2 separate regions of the Homo sapiens genome follow, and region 2 is linked to region 1. A link is a loop called in an ENCODE intact Hi-C map of the cell type or tissue named here. Cell type or tissue: PC-3. All regions are shown on one strand. Links, peaks and the distances in the headings refer to the core of each region. The heading gives the core; the rest is flanking DNA.

Region 1 (10,500 bases), core at 4,646-7,145:
AAGGCTGCTGTCTGATGAGTGCCCGAAGGTAGGATTCCTGTCATACATAACTTGACTTATTTTAACCTATCCTCACATCTTCTGTGCCCTTTTTGCTTTTCTGTGCCAGCTCTATACATCCTTCCTGTCCTGATTTCAAGTGCTCTCTAGGATCACTTCTTTCTTCCAGAAAATTCCATATGGCTCTTGGGAAATTATAAAAAAAAAGTATGCTTTCCTATACTGTTGTGGTCAATGTTGTCCTTTGTGATTCCATTCTCAGGTCCAAATGCTACTTTGAAACTCAGTCCAGAGAGGTAACCTCTTAAATCTGTTCTAGGGCTCCTTTTCCTTCCAATTCTCTTCCCTATACTAGTTTTTCTTTTTGTGGGAAAAACACTTACTTCACTGATCACCTTTCCCTAAGGTATGATTTCTGGTTGCACTTTATATGCTTAGTCTTTTGCTGCTTTTTAAGATGTAGAAGTCCAGTTATTATCATAGAAACCCTTGGTCTTCAACACAATTCCTGTTATGTCTTAGAAGAACCCATTTAACTTTACAAAGCCAGTAATTTGAACATACCAGGGAGCAGTGCTTATAGAAATGTAATGCTACTGCTTGAATGTTGAAGGAAAACAATAATGTTTTAAATAAGTACAGGGTTAAAATTAGCTCAGCTAATATTTTTAAATCCTCTGATTATATTCATAATATCTTCTAATCAGGTTACAGATTAGTGTGTTTTTATTCAAACAGACTTTTAACTTCAATGAAGAGGCAGTCTTTCCCCTATCACTTCTCCCTACTTCTTCGATTATTTAGGATTCCTTAAAAATAAGTTACTTTATCCCATTGAAACACATATACCTCTATGTAGTGTATGGAATAACAAAAATAGTTATAATCATTTTTATATAACTGAGTGGTAGGTTACTTATAAAATACTAACCAAATGCTAAAATAAATAATTTTTAAAAATGTAGGAGCAGCTTGCTGTGACAGACAAAGATAGTATGTAATACTGTCAGTAGTAAAAAAAAATCACAAATGTTTAGGACTTCAAGGAAAATCAGAGTAGATCTTTTTCTGATGTTGTTTCTTCATAGCAGGTTCACTTCTCAAAAGAAATATGGTATCATATATGTTGCCTTCTATTTCATCCTCATATTTATAGTGAATAATGAGCACTGTAAGAGAAATATCATAGAGGCAAATGATGAAGCTACAAGGTCATTACAACTTCCTGCAATTTTCCTTAATTAGTTAGGTAAACTATATTTGGATGAATATATATGATTTAAGAGTTTAACAATAATAATGGTTTACAATATTTCTCATGGTTAATGGAAATGTATTTCATATTAAAGCAGTGAGCTACTAATAACAATATTTAACATAGTGAAAGTCCATATTCCAAAGTAGAAATTCATTAAATCCTCACAATAATTCCATTGGTTGAGGTATTAGTCTGTTTTCACACTGCTATAAAGACATCCCTGAGACTGGGTAACTTGTAAGGAAAAGAGGTTTAATAGACTCACAGTTCTGCAGGCTCCAAAGGTAGCATGGCTGGGGAGGCCTCAGGAAACTTACAGTCATGGTGGAAGGTGAAGGAGAAGCAAGATCATCTTACGTGGTGGGAGCCAGAGGAAGAGAGAGAGCCAAGGGGGATGTGCTACGCACTTTCAGAAAAACCAGATCTCATGAGAACTCTATCAGAACAGCAAGGGAAGAAGTCTGCCCCCATGATTCAGTCACCTCCCACCAGGCCCCTCCTCCAATACTGGGAATTACAATTCAACATGAGATTTGGGTGGGGACACAGAGCTAAACCGTATCAGTAGGTTATAATATTATTGCCATTTTACAGATGAGAATACTGGGGAATTTAGAGAAAAGAAATGTTCAATCAAAGTCTGCACAAATATTAAGTGGCAGAGCAGACATTCCAACAATGTGAATTGTTCCTCAAAGAATACATGCTATTGCATAATAGGCCCCAAAATTCATACTGATAAATGTAAAATATACCATGATACCTTTGATTTTTATCACTTTTAATTATGGTTAATGAATGATTATGCATGCAATTGTACTAGAATTTCTAAGTAGCCCTCTTGTAAACGCAATCTCAGTAATTCTTCTGAATTCCTTGAGATAAAATTATTAGATGGGATGATATTTATATTCATCACGTTGAAGTTCATCAAAACAGTCGAAGAAGACTGGCTTCAGATTTCCAGAGATAAATCGTATTGGAAGCTTTAGCCAGAACATTCATGATTAAAATCTTCAATGACCCTTTTACAAAAATTACCAAACACTGAATTATGATTAGTTTGATATTGTTCCCAATTATACCAATTTCTTCACTAAAAAAACTATAATTAATTCATAGCATAAGCCTGCAAAATACATTACTGCACATTTTGTAACTCATTCAGCTGAAACTAAAATGTTAAATACTGTGATTATTATTTTTGTGATAATGAACTGAGGGCAATTTTGGAGTTCAAATCCAATTTCAGGACCTGATTTCACCATCCTGTTGTATTTATTTAAAGATCACATTCTAATGACAGTTGACAAGGTTGTTTGTATTCTCTCTCATCACGGCATTACAGTACATTTATTGATGAGTTTTAAATACATTTTTATACCATGTGTCCTTTGCTCGAAGTCTCCTTAAAGACACAACTCATTTTTCCACCTTTGTATTCAACTTACACATATACAATTTTGAAAGAGAGAAGTATGTTTGTATATAATATTTTAAAATATATTTACATGTTACTTTGTAATTTTTGAAATATTTCACCATCTAGATTATAATATCCTTTTGGAAGGCACTGGTTTTCCCTCTCTTGTCATTTCCTTGGAGGGTCTCAAGTATCTTTTAAGTATGGAAGACACAGCTGTTTATTAGAAGGAACAAATAAAGTGTACTACAATTATTTTTAAATTTGCATTAAATTTCTTTATATAGCCATTGCTCTCACTGATTGCAGCTGAAGTTAGAAATACGGCCTGAGCAAAGTTTCAGATATTAGAGATGCTGGACATATCAAAGCCCTTAAGCTTGGGATTCCTCTGGAAGAAATTCTGGATCAAACAAAAAATGATTTGTGAGCTAAAACACAGGTATTACCAACAAGGTATCTTGAAGCCAACTAGCTGGCCTCCCATTTGTTTTCTCACCTAAGTCCCAGGATGAATTTGGATAAAGGCTAAGGAACTGTTGACATGCATTTGGAGAATGAAAGTATTCTTATTTTCACTTTCCATTCATATCATTTTGTTTTTTATTTAAACAAATGTTTTTGTATAATTAATGTTATCATAAAACAAAACCAACGAAATACAGTTTGATGGAAGTGGTGCCACAATAGAGACATTACAGGTCTGAATGAGAATATGACAGCCTTAATCTGTTATTTAGATTTCCCTGAGTTCAGATGGCAGACAGATTCACAACACCTGTGAAGTGGAAGGCAGGCAGAATTAGTGATAGGAGTAGTGTCAGAAGCAATTACTACAATTTCTTTAGTCTTCTGATGCCAGCCTTCTCAATTTTCTTAACATTTGTGAAATTATAACTTTAACAAGTATTTGTTGGAAAGCTATCACAGCAAAATAAAACTAGATGCCATGTGATGATAATAATAGCAAGCATGTTTTTTCATGACTAGCTTTGTGACAGATGCTTTACAAGTGCTATCTTATTTAGTCCTGGCACAATCCTATAATGTAAGTATTATTTTTCTCCTTGTTTTACAACAAGACTTTTTTTTACAAGAGGAATCTGAAGGTTAAGTAACTTGTCCAGGGTTCCACTGGTAGTAAGTGGTCTCAAGTCAGATCTGTCTGACTCCAGAACTCATTCTCCTCACCCTTGTGAATCCTTTTTCAACCCATGGCCCCAGTCTTTGCCTATGGACAGATCGGCACAACTCAAGTCTGACTTAACCTGAAGTTTCTACTAGAAGGCCAAAACAATTCTATCATTTAAATGAAGTGTTAAGAAGGGGAGTGTGCTCAATGTTTTAAATTCTAAACAGTATAAAATCCTTCCAAAAAATGTATGATCATACAAATATAATCAAATCTTAACTGAGAAAAATTATTACCAAATAAAAGCATCCACCTAAAAATCATGTATTTGTGTGCTAATTCAGGAGACAGTTATGCAAGTAATTTTTCTTACCCTTCAATATCTTCAACATAGAGATCATGGATATTAATAAAAGGAGATGCAATTTTGCTCTCACATATATTTTTCTTATGCAATGGGATGCTTCCAGTTGTTTACATCTTTCAAGAAACTTAATCACCACCAGATATGTACTAGTCTTATGATGCCAGTAGGACTACTTTGTATTTTCTAATAGAAAGGAACACTTTTTCTTCTGTGTTGTAATCTTGTGATATTTAGACCCAAGATTCATTCAAAACACTTAGCAGCCCCATTTCTAGGTTTTTGACATATAACAATACTAGCATATGAGTTCAGGAAGGTACATATGTCAGGCTGTCTCTTGCAACTTTAGATATAATAGAAACACATTTAAACAAGTCAAATATCTATCAACTGGGGGATTGATATATATAATGCAATATTAAAAATAGATGAACATACATGAAATGGCTCTTAGAAAAGCTGTTAAAATATTGTTACTTATAAATTTGAAACTGCAAAATAATATGTAAAATTTGAGCCAAATTTGGTTTAAAATGTGATCTCGTGTGTGTGTGTGTGTGTGTGTGTGTGTGTGTTCTGTGGCATGGTGTGAAGTGCGGTGTAGATACATCAATTCTGGAACTCTTCATACCAAATTATTCAAAAATGGACAGGGTTGAAAGTTGTGGGGAGACTTTCATTTTTTAGTTTCTATACTTCTGGTTTATTATTATTACTTTTTTAAATGTGAATTTGCTTTGTTAGAAATGTTTAAAAAGTTTTTAACATGCTTGGCATTTAGTGTTCATAACTATAAAATGCAACTTACCTTTTCAGCCTAATTTTCCCTAATTTTAGACATTCTGCCTCAATTACAGTTTTTACTGCTGTGTCCTAGATTTCTTTGCCTGTCGGCTTTTCTATATGTTATACCCACTGCAAGGAAGGTCCTTCTCCTCACTTCTCAGGCCTAGGTTCTATGTTATTTCCAGTTCTAATTCCAGTGCTTCTAACAATAATTTTAACAAGCGTATTTCTTACTTTCTTTCTTCTATTCTCATTTCAAATATTTTGTTTTTCTGTTACACCACATCATAGAGTGCCTTGTAATAAATCCACTAATATATGCATATGTACCACCCATAAAGCTGAAATCTTCATGCTTATTTTTCCCTTACAATTAGTAAGTATTCTATTCAATTGAAAAAATTAACAATGTTTTATTTTTGTGAAATTTTTGTAGAGTTTCAGCTTTTCTGTATATCATGATCTGCTGTTGAAGAGACACCTCTATTTTATGTCAAATTGTCAATTTTGTGCCTTATAATCCACTTCTGAATTCTACATTGTAATTTCTGTGTAATAACTCCATTTGCTGCCTCTATTCTCTCATATAAACACATTTCAAGAGGCTTAAATGGAAGACGACAATCCAAATCAAATTTCTTAGACAGGAAGGTATTTGTAATTATCTCATAAAATGATGCCAAAATCTTGTCACATACAGTATCTCACATGACAAATTCAATAGTGTTCTCAGAGAAACACAATTTTTTATAGTAATGTTTCTATGTAAATCAGTCCAGGTGGGTTTCTTTTACATGAACAAGCAAGATTGTTTTCAAAATGATAGAAACAATAAAGAGAGAGAAAACCCAAACTGATTTGCAATGGGAGTTTCCTCAGTAGTCATCCCAGAGGGAAGTTTTGCTTTGTCACAAGTGACTAGCCCTTAATTTTGAGAGTGAATCATCCCCTTTGAAATGAGAGATAAGTTGGGGAAAGAGCTGTTTAAAAATTACTTTACAACTATTTCCTTTAGAGCTATGACTTCTTAAACTGGAATGTGATCCAGAATAGCTTCCCTTTGAATCCAACATTTGTCTTCAGCATTTTATTGTCTCTGTTTTCCCTCACCCCATCTCACTTTTTCCTTCTCTCTGTTCAACAGATTTACACTGACTGGGCCAACCACTACCTAGCAAAATCAGGCCACAAGCGGCTGATCAAGGACTTGCAACAAGACATTGCAGATGGAGTACTCCTAGCAGAAATCATCCAGATTATTGGTAAGCCCTTCCTTCTGAAAGAAAGCATGAAAGTCTCTGCTCCCATCTCTTTGGTAAAGCACAACTTAAGTTAAGCGCCTTACTGAACTGGTCCATGTGTCTCTGAGATTCATGTAGCTCTCCCCTGATTTAATTAAAATGTTTATATGAGGATGTTTGAAAAAGGCAGTTTGGCCATACTTTTAAATAACTAGAACTGTATCTTTATATACATAAACTTGCTAACCTTTATTGAATCATTTGAATCGAACTGTCAGAAATGAATGCTTCATTAAACCATATGTCTCCCATGTGTGTATTTCGTTAGCTGGAGCAACTCATACACTCTGAGATGCCTTGAAACTGTATCCTGATCCAGCAGGGACAATTGTGAAAGGTTTCATGTCAGCAATCATTTGGCACAGGCTAAAGAATTAGCAGCAACTTCCTTCTCACTCATTTTTTTTTTTGCCTGATTTGTGCATATAGAATTGGCAGCTGCTAATAAGTGTGTCTTCTTGTACACTGCTTGGAAGACAGAATATATGTAGCAGGAGCATTTTTGCTTGGTATTTTTTTTTTCCTGTTTTCGTGTGTGTGTTTCACTTCATTGCTTAAGCATGTCGTTCTTTTTTTCTCTCTTTTATTTTATCTCTTGGCTTTAGCAAATGAAAAAGTTGAAGATATCAATGGATGTCCTAGAAGTCAGTCTCAGATGGTAAGAATCATATTTATTCTCAATATATAATGCTGATCTTCACTTCCAGAATTAATTGCATTTGTAAATGGATATTATTTTTTTTCTGCATGTCTTCCTGCTTAAGAAACCATTTGATCCCATTCTCTCATATGTATTTGTGTGGGTTCAATTTAGGCACATCAACATCATTAAGTGACTCCTATATACACATGACATATTTCCAGATGTCTTATTAGATCCTTGACTTTTTTTTGTTCTGCTGTTCTGTATAATTTAACACTGGTCTTAATGGTAGTAAATTTCATTTCTACTTTTAAGTGGATTATTTTTGTCTGAACAACTGGCTTAAAGAACAGGCTTTGCCATGGGCATTTTAAAATATATAAATAGTATTTTCTTTGTTCATAACAAAGTCCAGTGTAAACACATGGACTCTTCAACACTTCTGGAAATAGTTCTCAAGGCATGCTGCTGTCAGTTTGGTGAGCAGTGACTGATTTTGAGATATGATTCGTAGTCTCTTCCAGAAAGCCTTCAGCCTGGATATCTGCCTCTTTCCCAGCTATCTCTTATCTTTATCAACCAATAAAAACTTCAAGTTTTATAATAAAGTCAAAGAGTAATAAACTATAGAGATAAAAATATGTTTCTTAATTAAAAAGCCACAACTTAGTTTTATAGGAAAACCTGAAATATAAAATGCCTTAACTAAAGTTACATCAAGCAGATATAATCAGGAATGACAGCCGAAATCCACAAGATGAAGCTTTCTCCAAAACTCTTCAGCACAGAATAGGCATTTTAAATGAATTTAATGAGTTCTTAGTTGTCAGAAACTTGGAAGAATAAAAAAATCTATGAACTTTTAAAATATACTGACCTACTTTACTTAATGTCAGAAAACTGAAATCCAAAATAATAAACATAATTTATTTCTAAAAGTGATTAACTATCATGTATATTTTTAAAATAATTGGCCAGATGTGGTGGCTCACACCTGTAATCCCAGCACTTTGGGATGCCAAGGCGGGTGGATGACCTGAGGTCGGGAGTTCGAGACCAGCCTGACCAACATGGAGAAATCCTGTCTCTACTAAAATTACAAAATTAGCCAGGTGTGGTGGCGCATGCCTATAATCCCAGCTACTCGGGAGGCTGAGGCAGGAGAATCGCTTGAACCAGGGAGGCGGAGGTTATGGTGAGCGAGGATTGTGCCATTGCACTCCGGCCTGGGCAATACGAGCAAAACTCTGTCTCGAAAAAATAAATAAATAAATAAATAATAAAATCAAATAATAAAATAAATAAATAAAAAATAATTACTCCCAGGACCTATTATGATGTCATGAACTCTGTGTATATGGTTGTGAAAAAAATCACTGTAAAAGAAAGGATTTCTATACAATCCTTCAGTTTTAAGGAAACTTCCTGATCTAATTACTCTAAGTGACTCTGTGGGAATTAATTACAGTTGTTTTCTGAGGTTTTACTGTGAACAAGCCAAATCAGAAGACATTTAGACCTTGATACAGTAATAAGCTGTGTGATGTTGAGAAAAATATGTAACTTCTTTGAGCCTTAGCTTTCTCATCTGTAAAATGAACCTTAATTAGAATGTGACAATGAGATATGTATGTGAACATCCTTTATTAACACAACTAAAATGCAATGCAGAATAGTATTGCTACAAACTTTGTAAAGGACACATGCGTGGATTAACACCTGTTAAAAGATTTTTAAGGCTTTCAGTTAAAAAGCTCAACAGTCCCCTGAAACCATAATTATGTTTCTTAAACCCAACATGGTTGCTTTTGCTTTCATTATTTTTACCATGAGGAGGTGTTGAATAATATAAAACATTTTAAGTCTAGAAACTCTTACCTACTTGGCTATCATTCCAATTTGATTCTGGGATTACAGAGAATTCAATAAACAGGCAAGCTTATACTCAGTGATGGAAAAACAATTCCAAAGCTCATAACAATGGTTAATAGAGATGCTGTTTTTACCTATTTATCTGAAACAGCTGTTCCTAGAGATTCTACAAATCTGTGAAGAGTCTCTTGAGTTTCAGACTCTGTTAATTTTTTTATTACTTCTTATTCCTGTTAACTGCAAAATATCATGTTACAGATATTATGCAAGTTATGTTGATATTTCCACTTCTGATTAAAACAAAATAGAAAGACCACAGTCTAAGAAATGCAAATGCTATAAAAAAGGTAGTTTATTCAGCCAAAAAGCATTAGTTGGAATCATATCGAATATTGACTAAGAATGACTTAGATCCTCATTTCTTTAAGATGTGGTTGAATTTTGAATCTGAAGTTGGCATGCCTTCAATTTCTTGATTCAGAAAAATACATATGAAATAAATGTAACTTTTTTGGCTGAATTATTTTTGCCTCTGTTCTTAAGAATTTGTGTAAGCACTATTAGTGAATAAAAATTCCAGACTTTAATTGAGACAAGAATGAAAAGGAAAGATAATTATGATAGCATGACTAGGCTTATGAATTTCATGTATCTACTCCAAACAGGATGTTGCCTGTTCCTTGATTGCATAACACTGGGAGGTGCTACATTAGTAAGAGTGAGTGGTATACTTGCTCATAGGACTACTTTGGCCACCTCTTTTTGTATACCTGGTCTCTTGTGGCCTTTGGTTGCTGTTGGTGCTTAATAACAAAAGATAAAGTAAAATTAGGTCTGCTGCTATTTTTAATCACGAATTGTTTTTATTTAAATGTTAAACTTGCTACCCTTTATTGAATCATTTTAAGCCTTTAAGAATAGAAGATCCCTTTTGTTGTATGAATCTACAATGTATTGATAAATTTCCATAGTAGCCAGGTAATTCACATGTAATCAATATTTACTAAGCACTGAGTACAAAGTATAATAACATTTGGATGAACTACACTTGAGAATTGGAGGAGCAAATGTTTAGATAAATAACAGCAACAGTTACATAGGCGAGAACAAAAACGACTGAGAATGGAGTAAGTTTGGTGCATTCCACAAACAAATAGAAGAGCACCGTGGATTAGGCACAAGGAGAGTTGTTTGAAGGGAACAAGGAAGCCTGATAGTGTAGGGCCAAAGTAAGGAGTTGGTATGGTATTCTAACTCAGGAAGACTTTGGAAGATGTTTAAAGCTGGGCTGTGGTATGATCCAATATAAATACTTTAAAAGATCACCCTAGATGCTTTATGGGGATTATAAAGTAAGTAAGTGTTGGTGTCCAGTTGAATGTGGGTGACGGAGAGTACAGGGAGCTTAAAATGGCCCCAATTTTTTAGCCTGAATGGGTAAGTAATTACCATTAAACAAGATTATTATTATAGAAGCAGAAAAAAATTTCTTAAAAAGGTGGAGGGAGGAAGGTGATGAATTCATATTTTAACATGTGGAACTTGATGTATCTATTAAAACATCAATTTGGAGGAAACTTAAGGCTATTAGACATGTGTTTCTGAAGGTCAGAAAAGAGTATTGGTTAGAATATACTGAAAAAATAGGTAATATTTGAAACCATGGACAAGAATGGAATCTTACAGGAGGTCTGCATGAAGTCACAGGAGAAGAAACC
Region 2 (6,183 bases), core at 17-2,516, 180 kb after region 1:
TAAATATGTATAAGGTATATATATATCTTAGAATTCTTTAAAGTACACAGTGAGCTCTATGAAGCTTATCATATAAACAGCTAGCAAAAAAAATAGTTCTCATTTTGAGAAACAGTCAAACTTCAAAGTTTCACTGTCATTGTGATACTAGCAACACAAACAACATCTAAGAGACTTAAAAGCTGATGGTAATACCTAAGTGTAGTGATAAGGCAAAGTAATAGCTTGTAAAATTTCTATAGATTTCCATTCCTCCTTTTCACATTAAAAATTAAAACCAAATAGGTTTTCATGACTTTTGGCATTCATTTCCAGTGTCATTTTCTTGCTGGCTCTTAATGAGTTGGTGATCATAAATGTAGATGAAGTTGTTTTCCTTGTAACAGATTCCATTGGACAGATTTATACAGTGTCATATCTTGACACATTAAAGACAATCAAGATATGACATAATTTGAAACTATTCCAGTGTTTGGTACAGTATCACAACTGAAGAGTGGGCTAAGCTTTCTAACTCTTCATCTGCTTTCTTTGACATGACTCTGGTAAGGATCATGACTTGGTTTCTGTTCCTGGATTGTTTTTGGTGTTAAATATGTGAAGTTCTGCTCTAAGATATCACTGTTTTTAAATACCCATGTGTTTTTAAGTGGTAGGAAAATAAATGCAGTTAAAAATTGGGGACAAATATCTAAACCTCTCTGAGTCTGTTTTCTCATCTGCAAAATGGTAGAGTGTGGTTTATAGTTCATTATGGGTTCAATATTTTTAATGTTTGTTTTTATTCTGTTGACTAAACCCAGAACTTTGATATCTTGGAAAGGAAAGATTTTGAAACATTTATTTTACAATAAAGCAATTTCAGATACCTGATTGTTTGAAAAACCTAAAGGCTTTATTCCTCCGTAGTAATATTAATGCTGCAGAACTGTCTTTTTAAAATACTGATTCTCATTGGGAAGAATGAATTATGGCGTATAGGGAGAGTAAATATTTCTGTTTCTTAAGTAAAAGCCAATAGTGCCCTCCTGTGGCCCATTACCTATGAAACAATTTCTCATATTCGTCATAAAATATTTCACTGTAGGAAATATGGATTTCATTGCAACTCAATTAGTAATCATTATGCCATTACTTCATATCATTGTATTTCCATATTTACATAAATTTGATTCTACCATCTGCTTCATTTACAAAACTAAAATGTTTTCTGAACTAAACTCCAAAATCTAACAGCACCAGCTCTGTTTCAAATCACTATTAAAAAATGTATTTGAATAGCACTGGCAACTGACATAAAACCCTTTGGCCTCTGCTGGGGAAAATACAGACAAACTGACTTGTTGCCGACAATGTCAATATTGTTTCCAACCAACTGCTCCCTGACAGTGACTCAGACCACCAGATACTCAACACAACTCCCTAAACTTGCTTTAAGCGTTCCATCTAGATTTTGAATAAACTGTTTAAAAATTTAAAAATAAAAAAAAAAGAGAAGAGCTCATTTAAGTGTTGTCTATCGAATGCGTAGAAGTTGTTTCATTATAATGGTTCTGTAAATAGGTAACAGCAAGTATATGGTCAAACTACTGACTTTGAGTGAAAGTCTCATGATCACTTAAATTATGAAAACCAGGGGTTTTCATGTTTGACTTACTTTTGTTCCACCCACTTCCCCTCTTTCCCTAGTAGCAGCTCAGTACTGACCTACCCTTATATGAGAGATTTTCTGCACTTGATAAAGAAGTCCAAGCTTATAAAAGTTCATTAACATAGAGACAGGAAGTGCTTTGTAGTTCAGTACATCAAAGCACACTTGGCTCTGTGTACTGTAACCCGAAATATTAAATGTGGATATTAGCTTCTTGGAACAACTGAAGTTGTTATTTGTTTTTCTTTTAGGTTGTTTGGTGCCAAGGCAGGTGGCAAATCTGCCTCTGCACCTAATACTGAGGGTGTGAAATCTTCCTCAGTAATGCCCAGCCCTAGTACCACATTAGCGCGGCAAGGCAGTCTGGAGTCACCGTCGTCCGGTACGGGCAGCATGGGCAGTGCTGGTGGGCTAAGCGGCAGCAGCAGCCCTCTCTTCAATAAACCCTCAGACTTAACTACAGATGTTATAAGCTTAAGTCACTCGTTGGCCTCCAGCCCAGCATCGGTTCACTCTTTCACATCAGGTGGTCTCGTGTGGGCTGCCAATATGAGCAGTTCCTCTGCAGGCAGCAAGGATACTCCGAGCTACCAGTCCATGACTAGCCTCCACACGAGCTCTGAGTCCATTGACCTCCCCCTCAGCCATCATGGCTCCTTGTCTGGACTGACCACAGGCACTCACGAGGTCCAGAGCCTGCTCATGAGAACGGGTAGTGTGAGATCTACTCTCTCAGAAAGGTGAGCTTTCCTGGAGGCATTGATAACATCTTCCCCCTCTTCCCTGCACTATGCCTAACCCCCACCCCATTAAATTCCCTTGATTTCACTGTGAGTGCCCCGGTGCAAAAAGATGTAAGACTGATGAAACCGGGCCTTTCATTTGCTCTCATTACCAAATTTACAGAGGAATAGAATCATTAAAGGTAGGGTGAGTGGATAATTTTGTTAATATGAATGCATACATTTATACCCAGTAGGCAATGTGAATAAAATTCAAGGAATGTATTTAGATATTGAATGAGGTCTCCTGAAGACATTTTAATGATTTGGCTTAAGCTTCAGAACAACACTAGCTCCTTATGATGACTTAAGCATTTTGAAAGACCAAATTGAAATTATTCTATAGTTATGCTCAGAGCAATATGTTAAATTTGTTCCATTTGTACTTCTATGAAAAAATAGCAGATGGATTGCTGGGAAATCCTAGTTGGCCTGGTTAAAAAAAAAAAAAAAAAAATCAATTGTCAGCCATGAATCATTAGAGAAAATTATAGTGTCAGTGCCATTTTCAATAGACTGCTTAAAAAGTAATCATATTACAAAGTGTTTCTCATTGGCTTTATATATATATATAAACTTAAAGTAGAGGACATAGCAAGGCATTTCTTACCTAATATGCTTACTGTGAAGCATCCCTTTTGAGCAAAATCACTCTAAATTTTCTCCTCAAAGTGATCCTCTCTTGATTATACTGTACTGACTCTTACCACCAGGAAAATGTCTTAAAACCACTTCTTTTTCCTGATAAATGCAATGCTATTTGTCTCTTGACATAAGTAAAGCTTTAAACATGGTCTTGGCCACATGTGGAAAGAAATACTGGTCACGTAAAATACCTGATATATCTTTCTATGTCTTCCCCTGTTTTTTTTATTTTTTTTTTATTTTTATTTTTTAACTCTGATATTGATGATGGCATTTATTTTCTAGACCTTCAGCCTTACTCCCGGAATGATATTTTTAAACATCAATTAAAGCCCTTAGCTAGACACTCTCTGCATTACGCCAGTTTCCCTTTAATGTAGGATGTCCCAATTTGAAATTCCCCATTTTCTCTTGACTTTGTAAAAACAAAACCCAGAGCAAAACATTGCTTCTTTCCCTCTTTACTTCCTACTTGCCTAACAATGAGACAGGGACAGCCGTGCAAATGGGGCTTCCCGATGATAAAGTAATTTTAACACTAACTAAAATATTGGTGTTTCCTATGGTGGGCTGCTAATTACAAAATACATTTTTCCTCCTAAAGAAAAAAACTGGGCCAAGGCAAACAGCTCAGTGATAGCAAATAAAATGTAACCATTTCCCTATGGTTTTGCTGTTATATGCTATTATAGACAGCATACGTAAAGACCAGTAAGGGTTCATTTTTCCACCTAAAATGTCGGGCTTCCTGTAAAATCTTTGATTCTAGTTTCAGCACTTCTAAGGTAAATGGGCATCTTCACATGTCATTTATAAAACTTCTAATGAATGAATTATATTAAAATAGATAAACAACCTATAGTTTTAATGAATGTATCCTAGATTGTATGCTCATATGTAAGGATTCTAAATATCAACTTGATAACCAAACCAAACATAGTGCAAATAGGTTATCATTTATTAACCACAACCACCTTCCACAAAACTGGTCATTTTTTAATTATTAAGATAATCTGCAACAAGTTGGCCATTTAGCCATCAGCCTATTTCTTCAGCATTTAGACATTAATCCAAGATTCAGAAATAAAGTCAAGTAACTATTTATAACCAAGTAACATTCAAATCAAAACTAGATGAAAGATTGGTTAGTTGCATAGCTATAACCAAAATGCAGTTTTAATATTTTACTCTAATCTATATTTTAACTGAAGTCAATAAAATTTTCACTATGGAAATACACTAGAAAATATGCAATTTCTTATTCTTTTTAAGCAGATTTATTTATTGTACATGTTCAGTCTTTGAAATAGGCCAATTTTATTTATGTTATGTTATGTTATGTTATTTATTTGTTTTGAAATGGAGCCTCACTCTGTCGCCCAGGCTGGAGGGCAGTGGTGCCATCTCAGCTCATTGCGTCCTCTGCTTCCCGAGTTCAAGCAATTCTCATGCCTCAGCCACCTGAGTAGCTGGGGTTATAGGAGCGGACCACCATGCTGGGCTAATTTTTGTATTTTTTGTAGAGATGAAGTTTCACCATGTTGGCCAGGCTGGTCTCGAACTCCTGACTTCAAGCGATCTACCCTCCTTGGCCTCCCAAAGTGTGGGGATTACAGGTGTGAGCCGTGGCACCAGCCTGAAATAGGCCAATTTTTAAAATGGGAGTATTCCTACATTAAAATGGCCAAATAAAGACTTTTTCTAAAATAAACTTTAAACTAATTTTGGATAAATATGTTTTGCCTTTGAGCCTTAATAAAATGCATTAATGAATATTAAGCTGTAAAAAGTACATGTTAACTACATAGCTATAGTGTATAATATTAATATTAATTAGTGCCTTCCAGTAAATTACTAGATTAAAATAAATTTTAATATAAGACACTGAGCTTTTTGTTTTCTTGACAATAGAAATGCAAGCAATAGCAAATTGCTCTAATCCTTTCAAGTACATTTAAGAAAGTTTATGACCTATTGAAGAGAAAAGTAGATCTAGTGGGTGATACTGGCTTCATTATGGTTAATTAATTGATCAGTAGAATGTCAGAAATGCTAAGAAAACCAAAGAACTACACCAGAGAGAAAATGTGTTAATGTAAATTTTAAGGCAAGTTAATTAGCGATATATAATAAAGATGTATATAAGTTCATGATTTACCTGTTTGTCTACAATTTTAGATGATTTTTTGATACTCATATTTAAATCGGTAGCTTTTCCTATAGATTTTAATTTTTGTTTAAATTCCTCTTCATTAAATTAAATAAAATAATAAAATACACTTTTTAACAGTTTTCTCTTCTGCAGCTGCTCTAGGTCATTGGTGGCCATTGAGCCATAACTAGTCTATATTTGTTTTGGGTTTTGTTTCATGTGTCTGACTCAACTAAATTTTTAAATAATTTGTAGTAACCAACTTTGCAAATTCTGGGTTTGTCTTTAAATGTCAGATCTGGCAACGCTGCCTTGACATTTCTGCCTAGAAACTATTGGCTCTAGGCAGTCAGTGCCTGTCTGCTTCAGACTGTTGACTGAAATCCCCATTCGTTTTCATGCCCTATCTGGCCCTTGCTGGCATATGAGTTTGCAACCTTTGGTGATTTGCAGAAATTGTCTATGTTAGAAAATCATTAATATCTAGATTCAAACATATTTCTAAATAAAGCTTTAAATTATTATGGTAACTTTAAATGTATTTATTCTAATTTTTTTCATTAAATTGCTCTTCATCATATAAATATATAATTTTTATACAACTGGATGAGTTTGGCAGAAGAATACCAACTTTTCATATTCTTTGTGGCATTAAACTTTAACTTGTACACATGGAAATAAATAATCCTTAAAATGACTTATGACCACATAAATGCCTTAGCACATGTGGTTCATATTTGGAGATTTCTCATATTTGTTCAATATAATTTATTTTGTTTGTTTATCCACAGTACTTAAGAAAACTTCTATAGTCAACATATATACTGTAACTGGCCTCTACACAGTATAAGCAATTACCTTACATGGCTATTACCGATAAAGTTAAAGTTGTATAAAGCCTTTGGATGCTTTTGATTTCAGTGCTAAATAATGGAGTACACATAGAAGAAAAC

Evidence for each region. Peaks named below come from ENCODE experiments on the same cell type or tissue, not always from the same donor. Only the 100,000 strongest peaks of a DNase experiment are listed, where the experiment ranks them.
Region 2: it touches region 1 in a loop (4-fold over the local background); 1 of 110 quality-filtered maps calls a loop at or near these places.

The regions. Positions count from the first base shown.
Region 1 is chr12:77,934,209-77,944,708 of GRCh38, forward strand. It overlaps NAV3 (neuron navigator 3), which reads left to right. Exons shown (of 40, transcript NM_001024383.2): 2 at 6,111-6,228; 3 at 6,873-6,925. Among named protein-coding and RNA genes, the nearest start is that of NAV3, 110 kb to the left of the region's middle. RefSeq lists an enhancer at 5,310-6,509. In PC-3, for the core only: no CTCF peak of the experiment used is centred there; a DNase peak (open chromatin) is centred at 5,993; H3K4me3 peaks cover 1,705 bases; H3K27ac peaks cover 2,027 bases.
Region 2 is chr12:78,120,038-78,126,220 of GRCh38, forward strand. NAV3 (neuron navigator 3) reads left to right here. Exons shown (of 40, transcript NM_001024383.2): 16 at 1,903-2,391. Among named protein-coding and RNA genes, the nearest start is that of LINC02424, 240 kb to the right of the region's middle. In PC-3, for the core only: a CTCF peak has its summit at 1,018 (motif pointing left); no DNase peak of the experiment used is centred there.